2 separate regions of the Homo sapiens genome follow, and region 1 is linked to region 2. Evidence: read pairs that join two places in POLR2A ChIA-PET (ENCODE). Cell type or tissue: Panc1. All regions are shown on one strand. Each heading gives the region's core, and the rest is flanking DNA. Links, peaks and the distances in the headings are about the cores only.

Region 1 (5,373 bases), core at 179-5,178, 230 kb before region 2:
CAGTCCTTCAAAACTGAGCACTTCCTTGCTGGGTGCGGTGGCTCATTCCTGTAATCCCAGGACGTTGGGAGGCCAAGGCAGGAGGATCACTTGGGGCCTGGAGTTCGAGAACAGTCTGGGCAACATAGCAAGACCCTGTCTCTACAAAAAATGTTTTAAAATTAGCTGGCTGTGGTGGTGTGTGCCTTGTACTCCCAGCTGTTCAGGAGGCTGAGGCAGGAGGATCATTCAAGCCCAGGAGTTTGAGGCCACAGTGAGCTATGATTGCACCACTGAACTACATCCTGAGTGACAGAGTGAGACCCTGTCTCAAAAAATCTAAAATACAAAAATTGAGCACTTCCTCAAACCCTCAGCAGGAAGCCAGCCCCTGCTCAGAAGGCCTCCAAAACTCCACAGTGGAGGCTGAGACTCCAGGATGTGGACAGGAAGAGAGGCAAAGAGTAGATATTAACTTTCATGACTCCATAGAGTTGCCTGGGGCCTTGGTGGGGCAGGTGGAGGTCTGCAAATCTGGAGTCTTAGATTCCAGGGCTCTGACAGTAAGGCTTTCCCTCTCCTGTGTACCTAGAGATTGTGCGAGCCATGACCTATGTCATCAACCAGGGCCTGGCCCTATACTGGGGGACATCCCGATGGGGGGCTGCAGAAATCATGGTGAGTGTGTGACCCCACCTTGCCCCTGTCCCACAACTGGTTCCCACTTTTCACGTGGTTACTCCAAAGCCCACTGCACTGGGGGAGAAGGCAGAGAAGAAAACGGAAGTAGTGCTCTGACCACTTTCTTTTCCCCAACCCCAACCCAGGAGGCCTACTCCATGGCCAGACAGTTCAATCTGATTCCTCCAGTGTGTGAACAAGCGGAGCACCATCTGTTTCAGAGGGAGAAGGTGGAGATGCAGCTGCCAGAGCTCTACCACAAGATTGGTTTGCAGCCCTCATCCCTGCCTTTACCTTAGCCTCATCCATGGCTAGGTCCTTTTCCTGACACCCAGTGTTCTTCCCTTAGGAGTTGGATCAGTCACTTGGTACCCTCTAGCCTGTGGTCTCATTACTAGCAAGTATGATGGGCGAGTCCCAGATACTTGCAGGGCCTCCATCAAGGTGAGATCTGGGGGCTCTCGATGGCAGGACTGGGCTATATGGGCTGCTTTGGGGGGAGTTACGGGGGGCTGCTTTGTGAGTGTGGTGGTGGTGGTGGTGATGGCGGGGTCTTCTGTTGATTCTTCTTGGCCTCCAGGGCTACCAGTGGCTCAAGGACAAAGTGCAGAGTGAAGATGGCAAGAAGCAACAAGCCAAAGTCATGGACCTTCTTCCTGTCGCTCACCAGCTGGGCTGCACCGTGGCCCAGCTTGCTATTGGTGAGACATTGCACCCTGCAGGGGCCCTGTCTCCTCCTGACATGCTCCCAAGCCCATCCTAAAACTGGTTTGTCCCTAGGGAGGACGCTTGTCTTCAGAGACACTTCTGAAATCTATGTGGTCACTGTTCCCCATCAGTCCTCTTTTTTTCCTCCTCTGGCCCCAGCGTGGTGTCTCCGCAGTGAGGGTGTCAGCTCTGTCTTGCTGGGGGTGTCGAGTGCGGAGCAGTTGATAGAACACCTGGGCGCGCTACAGGTGAGCCGGGGACTCAGAGGCAGAGCCTATCTGTCCCCCTCCCCAGGAGTCAAAGCCACGCTATCCAACCCAGGATGGCTCTATCAGGTCACCCACTACAAAGTCCTCACTTTGCAGGTGAGAGGTCCCAGGGCCGGAAAGCGAGGCACCGGCACAGCTGCGGCTCTTGCCTTGCCACTTGACCCCACTGTGGTGCTTCCCCGGCTACTGGAACCCCATGCCCTTTCTCAGTGACCCAGCATGGGCTGCCGTCGCCACCGTCCCACTCTCCTCCAGGTGCTGAGCCAGCTGACCCCGCAGACAGTGATGGAAATAGACGGGCTCCTGGGAAACAAGCCGCATTCCAAGAAGTAGTCTGTCGCGGGCGCAGGGACCCAACCCGGTGTCGCTGCACCCGCCCGAGCCCCGCTCCTCGCAGCCGCCTCTCCCGCTCCGGATCCCTCCACGCAGCGGCCGGAGCCAGACTAGCCCCGCCCACCAACGAGTCCCGGCTTCGAGTAGTGATACGCATGAACAAAGCCATATCCTTTTGCAGTGGGGTCGAGAGAGAAAGTAGCACGCCCGCCCCCTGCTGCGTCTTTCTAGGCCCTTCTTGCAAATCCCGGGCATGAGCTACTCGCCGTCGGCTCTCTGCCACTTCGTCTCGCTCCCTACTCTCCTCCCCTTATTCCCGAGGCCCAGAAAAGAAAACAAAAACAAAAACCCAGCACATACAAGAAACATACAGTGTACCTCAAAAGGGGCCCTTGAAATGTCATCAAAGGGTAATAACCTAGTGAGTGAGTTGTGATGTCATCTGGAACATAGGAAATGGGGCTCTTAGCGTATTCGGTACGAAGGAAGCCAGGCTGGTCCTGGCAGGAAGTAAATGATAATCTTTGGGAAACCAGGACCCTGCCTCCCAGCCCAGAGGTGGAGGAGGGCGGTCAGGGTGGGGTCTACAGTGGCACAGCACTGACAAAGGTAGAGGGAAATGTAATAGCACATCTACGCTGCAGTCTGGTGAAAGTGGCCGGGGTGGTCCTTGGAAAACAGTTGGGCTGTTCTTGGCAGGAATTAGTGACAGCCTTTCCGTCACGGGCAGGGACGCCTTGATTTAAAAAAAATAAATAAATAAAACGTCTGGGTATAGACTTTTGAGCCTTGAGCAGGGCCTCCTACCTGGCAGTGGGGAACTGCAGTCTTCCTCCTGGCAATAAACCTAAAGCAATAATGATGGCCCCTTCTCTGTAAGACTTCCCAGGTAACTGTAAATAAACCTCAGCTTGATCCTCACAGTGTCTAAAGTTGCAGGGGCTTGGGAGGTTAGGGTCACAGTCTCACTTGTCTGGCCCTCTCGCCCCCTAACATTAGAAATCTGCTAGCATTAGCTTTCTCTCCATTGCTCATTCACCTTGGTGACCCAGGCATCGGGCTCCTAGTCACTGTTCTCATCAAGGACCAAGACACCAGATACCCCAGGCCCCAGTTTTCTTCCTTCAGCTACCACATTCCTTAGAACCCAGAAATCTGGCTTCATAATTTTGTTCCTCCTCTTTCTATGAAAGACTTAGCTATCTGCCTTTATTTGTTTGTATTTAAAGTAATATTAGCCATACTTGTTCCTTGTACTTCTCATTTCTCTCTCGCTGGACACCCACACATATGCCAAGGAACCTGTGGCTGAGGGGGAGATGCTGTTCTGAGGTTGAGGCTTTGTGATTTGGTGGAGAGGTAAAGTGAAGAATGGTCTGAGGTTGAGGGAATACAGAGAGAAGGAAAGATGTTATCATTTCACTGGAACAGAATTGGGTGGAAAGTTACAACCTTAAAGATCACAAGGTAGAGGAGGATGAGCTCTGCCTTCCTTAAATACAACCTGCCCATCTCCCTTCTACCCGTCCTCATCCCGCCTTGATCCAAAAGCTGGGCAAGCAAAGTAAAACCAATTTCCAAAAGAGAAAAGTCAGCAGCATGCCATTTACTGGATTAGCAGCCAACTGCATCAACTAATTAATACTTAAATCCACCCCATCATCTCCCACTCATTTTGCAAGACTGTGGAGGAAACAAAGAAGTAAAATATATTACTAAACTATGATTAGTTATTCTGTAACATACGAGAATTTATCAATCCCAAATAGGATTCTCCTTAAATAGTTATCTTAGAGGGTTATACACTTATTTTAATGAACCTGTCCCATTGCTCAAAATATTAAAAACAAACAAACACCATTCCTCCTAGAATTACCTTCAGAGAGAGTTTGGAAACGCCTTGATTTAAAAAAAAAAAAACAAAAAAAAAAGCCTTCCTTTATTGTCACGCCTCCTTTGTATATGGACATTTGCCATATTTATCACCCACCTCATTCATTAATTTAGCAAGTATTTGTCTATTGAGTCCTATTATGGTATAGCACAGGGATACAAGGGTGAACAAAACCAGACTCAGAACCTTCATATATCTTGCTGAGGAGAGAGACAATCACAGAACCACCAAATAAATACAAACTTCTTGTCCAAAGTCCAGAGGAAAGCACATGGTATTACTGAGTCTGTAGTGGTTATTTGACATGGTGAGGTTACGCTGAGAGCTGAAGCATGAATAGGTGTTAATAAGGGTTAAGCAAGAGGGTTAAGAGCATATGCTAAGGCCTGTGGCAGAAAAGAACATACAAGCCAAAAGTACCCAAAGCCAGAGTGTCTAGAGAGGAACAGAACAGAAAGTGAGACATGGGTAATGGCTGGGTGCGGTGGCTCACGCCTGTAATCCCAGTACTTTGGGAGGCTGAGGCTGGTGGATCACTTGAGGTCAGGAGTTTGAGACCAGCCTGGCCAACATGGCGAAAACCTATCTCTACTAAAAATAAAAAATAAAAATAAAAATAAAAATTAGCCAGGCATGGTGACACCCACCTGTAGTCCCAGCTACTCAGAAGGCTGAGGCAGGAGAATCACTTGAGCCCAGGAGGCAGAGGTTGCAATGAGCTGAGATTGCACCACTGCATTCCAGCCTGGGCGACGGAGCAAGACTCTGTCTGGAAGGAAGGAAGGAAGGAAGGGGTAAGTTCAGAACACACAGGGACTTACAGGGCACATTACAATGTTATATTTATCTAGGCTGGGCGCAGTGGCTCACACCTGTAATCCAAGCACTTTGGGAGGCCAAGGCAGGTGGGATCACTTGAGCCCAGGGGTTCAAGACCAGCCTGGACAACATGGGGAGACCCCATCTCTACAAAAATACAAGAATTAGCTGAGCATGGTAGCTCATACCTGTGTAGTCCCAGCTACTCGGAGCCTGAGGTAGGTAGGTGGCTTGAGTCTGGGAGATCAAGGCTGTAGTGAGCCAAGATTATGCCACTACACTCCAGCCTGATGCTCAGAGCAAGCTCCTGTCTCAAAAAATATATTTATCATACAGGGAAAAAAAAACAGTAGGAAACCCTCTATATCCGTTATCTATTGATACACAACAAATCACCACCAAAGTTAATGGCCTGAGATAACTTTTTATTTATTTTTATTTTATTTTATTTGAGATGGAGTCTCGCTCTGTCACTCAGGCTGGAGTACAGTTGCATGATCTCAGCTCATTGCAACCTCCCTCTCCCGGGTTCAAGCGATTCTCCTGCCTCACCCTCCTGAGTAGCTGGGACTACAGGCGAGTGCCACCATGCTCAACTAATTTTTTGTATTTTTAGTAGAGACAGGGTTTCACCATCTTGGCCAGGCTGGTCTTGAACTCCTGGTGATCCACCTGCCTCGGCCTCCCAAA
Region 2 (5,373 bases), core at 157-5,156:
TTTTTCTTTTCTTAGAGACAGGGTCTTACTCTGTTGCCTAGGCTGGAGCACAGTGGCGCAATCATCTCACTGAAACCTCAAACTCCTGGGCTCAAGCAAACAATCCCCTGGCCTCAGCCTCCCTAGTAACTGGGAATATAAGCATAAGCCACCATACCTGGCTTATTTATTTATTTATTTATTTATTTATTTATTTTTGACGGAGTCTCGCTCTGTCGCCCAGGCTGGAATGCAGTGGCACAATCTTGGCTCACTGCAACCTCTGCCTCCCAGACTCAAGCAATTCTCTGCCTCAGCCTCCTGAGTAGCTACGATTACAGGCGCCTGCTATCACGCCCGGCTAATTTTTTTGTATTTTTAGTAGAGACGGGGTTTCACCATCTTGGCCAGGCTGGTCTTGAACTCCTGACCTCGTGATCCACCCACCTCAGTCTCCCAAGTGCTGGGATTACAGGCATGAGACACCACGCCCAGCCTGCCCGGCTAATCTTTAAAATTATTTTTTTGTAGAAACAGGGGTCTGTGTTGCTCACGCTGGTCTAAAACTCCTGGCCTCAAGCAATCCAGCCACCTCAGCCTTTCAATGCACTGGGATTACAAGCATGAGCCACCATGCCCGGCCTAGACTTAACAGTAATGGTATTATATCATATACATCCCTCTGTGATAGCAAGCTTTAACCATGGAAACACATTTTGCTCTAATTCATGCATTTTCACTGGTGTATAGTACTCTACTCATGAATATATTCAAACTGATCTACCCTTCTTCTATTTAGAATCACTGATGTTTTTCTGTTTTTTGGCTAGTGTGCTTTAACATTCTGTACACATGTAGAAGGGTTTCTCTACAGTTTCTGCTGAAGAGTAAAATTACTGGTCTCTACGCTATGCACTTTGCAAACTTTGTAAGATACTATAATGTCAATTTCTTTCCCAAAGCACTTGTCCCAATGTCCTCTCCCACCAGCAGTGTATAAGAGTCTCTATTCTAGCCTGGGCAATATAGCAAGACCCCAGTTTTACAAAAAATTAAAAAATTAGTCAGGCATATTGGCATACTTGTAGTCCCACCTGTTTGGGAGAGTGAGGCAGGAGGACTGCTTGACCCCAGGAGTTTGAGGCTACAGTGTGCCATGTTCGCACCACTGCACTCCAGCCTGGGCAACAGAACAAGATCCTGTCTCCAAAAAAAAAAAAAAGTGTCTATTGTTCTTTATCTTCTTGGTATTGCCAGACTTTTACATTTTTCTCAATTTGAAGGTGGTGAAATGGTATTTCATTACAGCATAAATTTGTATTTCCATCATTACTATAAGAGAGATTAGATATTTCCTCTATGTTTACTGGCCATTTAGTTAGGTACACCTTTTCATAAATTTTGCCCATTTTCTTTTTCTTTTTTTTTCTTTTTGAGACAGAGTCTTTCTCTGTTCCCCAAGCTGGGGTGCAGTGGCACGATCTTGGCTCACTACAACCTCTGCCTCCTGGGTTCAAGCGACTCTCATGCCTCAGCCTCCCAAGGAGCCGGGACCACAGGCATTTGCCACCACGCCCGGCTAATTTTTATACTTTTTAGTAGAGATGGGGTTTCACCATGTTGGCCAGGCTGGTCTCAAACTCCCAGCCTCAAGTGATCTGCCTACCTCGGCCTCCCAAAGTGGGGATTACAGGTGTGAGCCACCATGCCTGACCAGTTGTTGTCTTTTTCTTTTCTTCTCTTTTTTCTTTTTCTTTTCTTTTTTTTTTTTTGGAGGCAGAGTCTCCCTCTGTCCCCAGGCTGGAGTGCAGTGGCACGATCTCGGCTCACTACTACCTCCACCTCCCAGGTTCAAGCAATTCTCCTGCCTCAGCCTCCTGAGTAGCTGGGATTACAGGCGCCTGCCACCACACCCGGCTAATTTTTGTATTTTTAGTAGAGACGGGATTTTGCCATGTTGGTCAGGCTGGTCTTGAACTCCTGACCTCGGGTGATCCACCTGCCTCGGCTTCCCAAAGTGCTGGGATTACAGGCATGAGCCACCATGCCCAGCCGTCTTTTTCTTACTGATTTGTGAGAGATAAATAGTCTGGACACTGTCCTTCGTCAGTTGTCTTCTGGGCCTCAGGCTGATGTCAACCAGCCAGGACTTCAGTGTCCACCTCTATACTCTGAACCCATATATCCAACTGCCTGGTGGACAGTGCCACTTGATCATCCCACAGGTTCCTCAAACTCAATTTGTCCATAATAGGCCCGGCATCCACCACCATCAAACCTGCTGTTCCTCCTGGACTCCACACCAGTGCTCAATCCTGAAATCTGAGCACCAGCCTTGACTGCTACCACTCTTCACTTCCTTTCCACTCCTGGTCCAACCCAATACCAAATCTTGCCAGTTCCTCCTCCTAGTCTTCCATTACCACGTGCTACCCCCGACCCACCTCTCAAGGCTTATCTCTATCTGCTAATTCCCATAAAAATCTCTGAGTCCTGACCGGGCGCAGTGGCTCACGCCAGTAATCCCAGCACTTTGGGAGGCCAAGGCGGGCGGATCACAAGGTCAGGAGATCGAGACCATCCTGGCTAACGTGGTGAAACCCCGTGTCTACTAAAAACACAAAAAATTAGCCAGGCGTGGTGGCGGGCGCCTGTAGTCCCAGCTACTCGGGAGGCTGAGGCAGGAGAATGGCGTGAACCTGGGAGGCGGAGCTTGCAGTGAACCCAGATCGCGCCACTGCACTCCAGCCTGGGCGACAGAGCAAGACTCCATTTCAAAAAAAAAAAAAAAAAAAAAAAAAATCTCTGAGTCCCGCCATTTTGACTCTCAGGTCCCATAAAGTGCCAACTCGCCACACTTTCAACCCACTGGCTTTCACATGTCCTAGGCTCCAAGTCTGGAATATTCTTCCTTCATCTCCCCCAACGACTCCTCCTGGCTGAATCCTAGTCATCCTTCAGGTCTCTTAGATGCTTCTTCCTCTGGGAACGCTTCCCTAACCCCTCCAGCTAAGCAAGGCGCCCCTGTTCCTCTTTCCTATAGCCCCTGGTGCTCCTCACTCCCCTTCCGTCATACCTATCAGAGAAGGAGGGAATCACATCTGCCTCGCTCTCACCACTGCTTCCCCAACACGTGGTGCAGAATAAGCAGAGTCAACAAATACGGTTTTAATGAGCAAAAGGAGGCAGGAGACTGTTTCAGCAACATAAGGCCCAAAATAATAGGACCTTGAATTAAAGTAGAGGCAGTGGGAGGGACAGATGTGGGTGGATTAGGAAGATTAGGCAGACTTGATGGGATTTGGGAAGTAATTGGATGTGAGGGGTTAGGAACAGGGAGATTAAAGATTAAAGGATGAGAGAGACCCTGGCTTTTGGCTTGGATACCTGAGGTCACCAAAATGGCGGGCGAACAGGAGAGCACCGGAAGGCTGTACAGTGCCAACGTCGTCAGCGGGAGAGAGAATCAGCATAAGCCTCAAGGGAAAAGTTTCACAAAGACGAAAGAGCAATTGTGTGGCTACAGCATTTGGGAATGAGGACATTCCCCGTCCCCACCCTGAGAGATAAAGGGTACAGAGGATGCAAAGTGTCTCCTGGAGAGGGCAAGACGAGGAGTAAAGGCTTCCTGCAAGACCCACGGGGCAGGGCAAGTACTCAGGAAAGACGCTGGGGAGCTGGAAATGAGACTTGCAGAAAGTTCTGTGAAAAGGTGGAAAAGAAAGGAGAAAACCCGAGAAACTATATTGGGAAGAAGACTCAGTACACACAAGTATATGGAAATACCCAAATACACCCTTCCCCAATTTTCTGACCTATACAAATTTTATCTATTTAAGGCCGGGTGCAGTGGCTCACGCCTGTAATCCCAGCACTTTGAGAGGCCAAGGCGGGCGGATCACGAGGTCAGGAGATCGAGACCATCCTGGCTAACATGGTGAAACCCCGACTGTACTAAAAATACAAAAAATTAGCCTGGCGTGGTGGCAGTGGGTGCGTGTAGTCCCAGCTACTCGAGAGGCTGAGGCAGGAGAATGGCGTGAACCCGGGAGGCGGAGCTTGCAGTGAGCTGAGATCGCGCCACTGCACTCCAGCCTGGGGGACACAGCAAGACTCCATCTCAAAAAAAAAAAGTTATCTATTTCAAATGCTAAGCTTGTAGACACTAAAAATGAAAATACCTAATGAGAGAGGTTGCGATAGAACTGGTACACTAGCAGGAAAAAAAAAAAAAAAAGCACAAAAAGGTTTTGGTTGTTTGTTTTGAGACAGAGTCTCACTCTGTCGCCCAGGCTAGAGTACAATGGTGCAATCAAAGGTCATGGCAGCCTCAACCTCGCAGGCTCAAGCGATCCTCCCACCTCAGCCTCCCAAGTAGCTGGGACCATAGGCCCAACTTTTTTGATAGAGACAGGATCTGGCTGTGTTACCAAGGCTGGTCTCAAACTCCTGGGCTCAAGCATTCCTCCCACCTTGGTCTCCCAAAGTGCTGGGATTATAGGCATGAGCCACCACACCAGCCACAAAAATCTTTTGAAAACAAACTGACTGGCCAGGAGCAGTGGCTCACGCCTGTAATCCCAGCACTTTAGGAGGCGGAAATGGGTGGATCACTTGAGGTCGGGAGTTTGAGACCAGCCTGGCCAACTTGGCGAAACCCCATCTCTACTAAAAATACAAAAATTAGCCGGGTGCGGTGGTGCGTGCCTGTAATCCCAGCTACTCAGGAAGCTGAGGCAGGAGAATCGCTTGAACCGGGAAACAGAGGTTGCAGTGAGGCAAGATCACACCACTGCTCTCCAGCCTGGGCCACAGAGCGAGACTCTGTCTCAAAAAAAAAAAAAAAAAAAGAAAGAAAAAAAGAAAACAAATTGACTATCTGTATTGCAAGATATATTTTTTAAAATGTTTTAATATTATAATCATTAATATCATAATCACGACCATGCCTGGCTAACTTTGTATCTTTTTTAGTAGAGACGGGGTTTCACCATATTGGCCAGGCTGGTCTCGAACTCCTGACCTTAGGTGATCCACCCGCCTCGGCCTCCCAAAGTGTCGGGATTACAGGCGTGAGCCACCAGGCCTGACCCTGCTCTGCTATTTCTACCATGACAATTTATTCAGCTTCATCAAAAACTTATTTACAGTCCAGTTCCTTACCCACTGTAGATTCTAGTCCACCATGGCATGCACACTCTTGAAGACACTCTCAGGATACCCTTGTCTTTCTCTCCTGGTAAACCTCAACCATACCATCCTCCTATTCTTGGCTTGCACACAACTGATACCAGTGACTACTAGTGTTTACCGAACACTTACTATATGCTAGGTGCTGTTTTAAGTACTTTTTTTTAATTTTATTATTTTTTTTTGAGACTAAGTCTTGCTCTC

What was found. ChIA-PET counts read pairs that join two places held together with the same protein. Peaks named below come from ENCODE experiments on the same cell type or tissue, not always from the same donor. Only the 100,000 strongest peaks of a DNase experiment are listed, where the experiment ranks them.
Region 1: POLR2A ChIA-PET joins it to region 2 with 10 read pairs; 13 of 35 experiments call an interaction of 5 or more read pairs at or near these places.

Annotation. Positions count from the first base shown.
Region 1 is chr17:7,919,699-7,925,071 of GRCh38, reverse strand. KCNAB3 (potassium voltage-gated channel subfamily A regulatory beta subunit 3) reads left to right here. Exons shown (of 14, transcript NM_004732.4): 9 at 572-657; 10 at 807-927; 11 at 1,010-1,104; 12 at 1,241-1,361; 13 at 1,528-1,616; 14 at 1,893-3,213. The coding sequence ends at 1,970. Among named protein-coding and RNA genes, the nearest start is that of RNF227, 6.1 kb to the right of the region's middle. In Panc1, for the core only: no CTCF peak of the experiment used is centred there; no DNase peak of the experiment used is centred there; H3K4me3 peaks cover 923 bases; H3K27ac peaks cover 635 bases.
Region 2 is chr17:7,693,699-7,699,071 of GRCh38, reverse strand. The region is part of intron 4 of WRAP53 (WD repeat containing antisense to TP53); the gene reads right to left. Among named protein-coding and RNA genes, the nearest start is that of WRAP53, 7.9 kb to the right of the region's middle. In Panc1, for the core only: no CTCF peak of the experiment used is centred there; no DNase peak of the experiment used is centred there.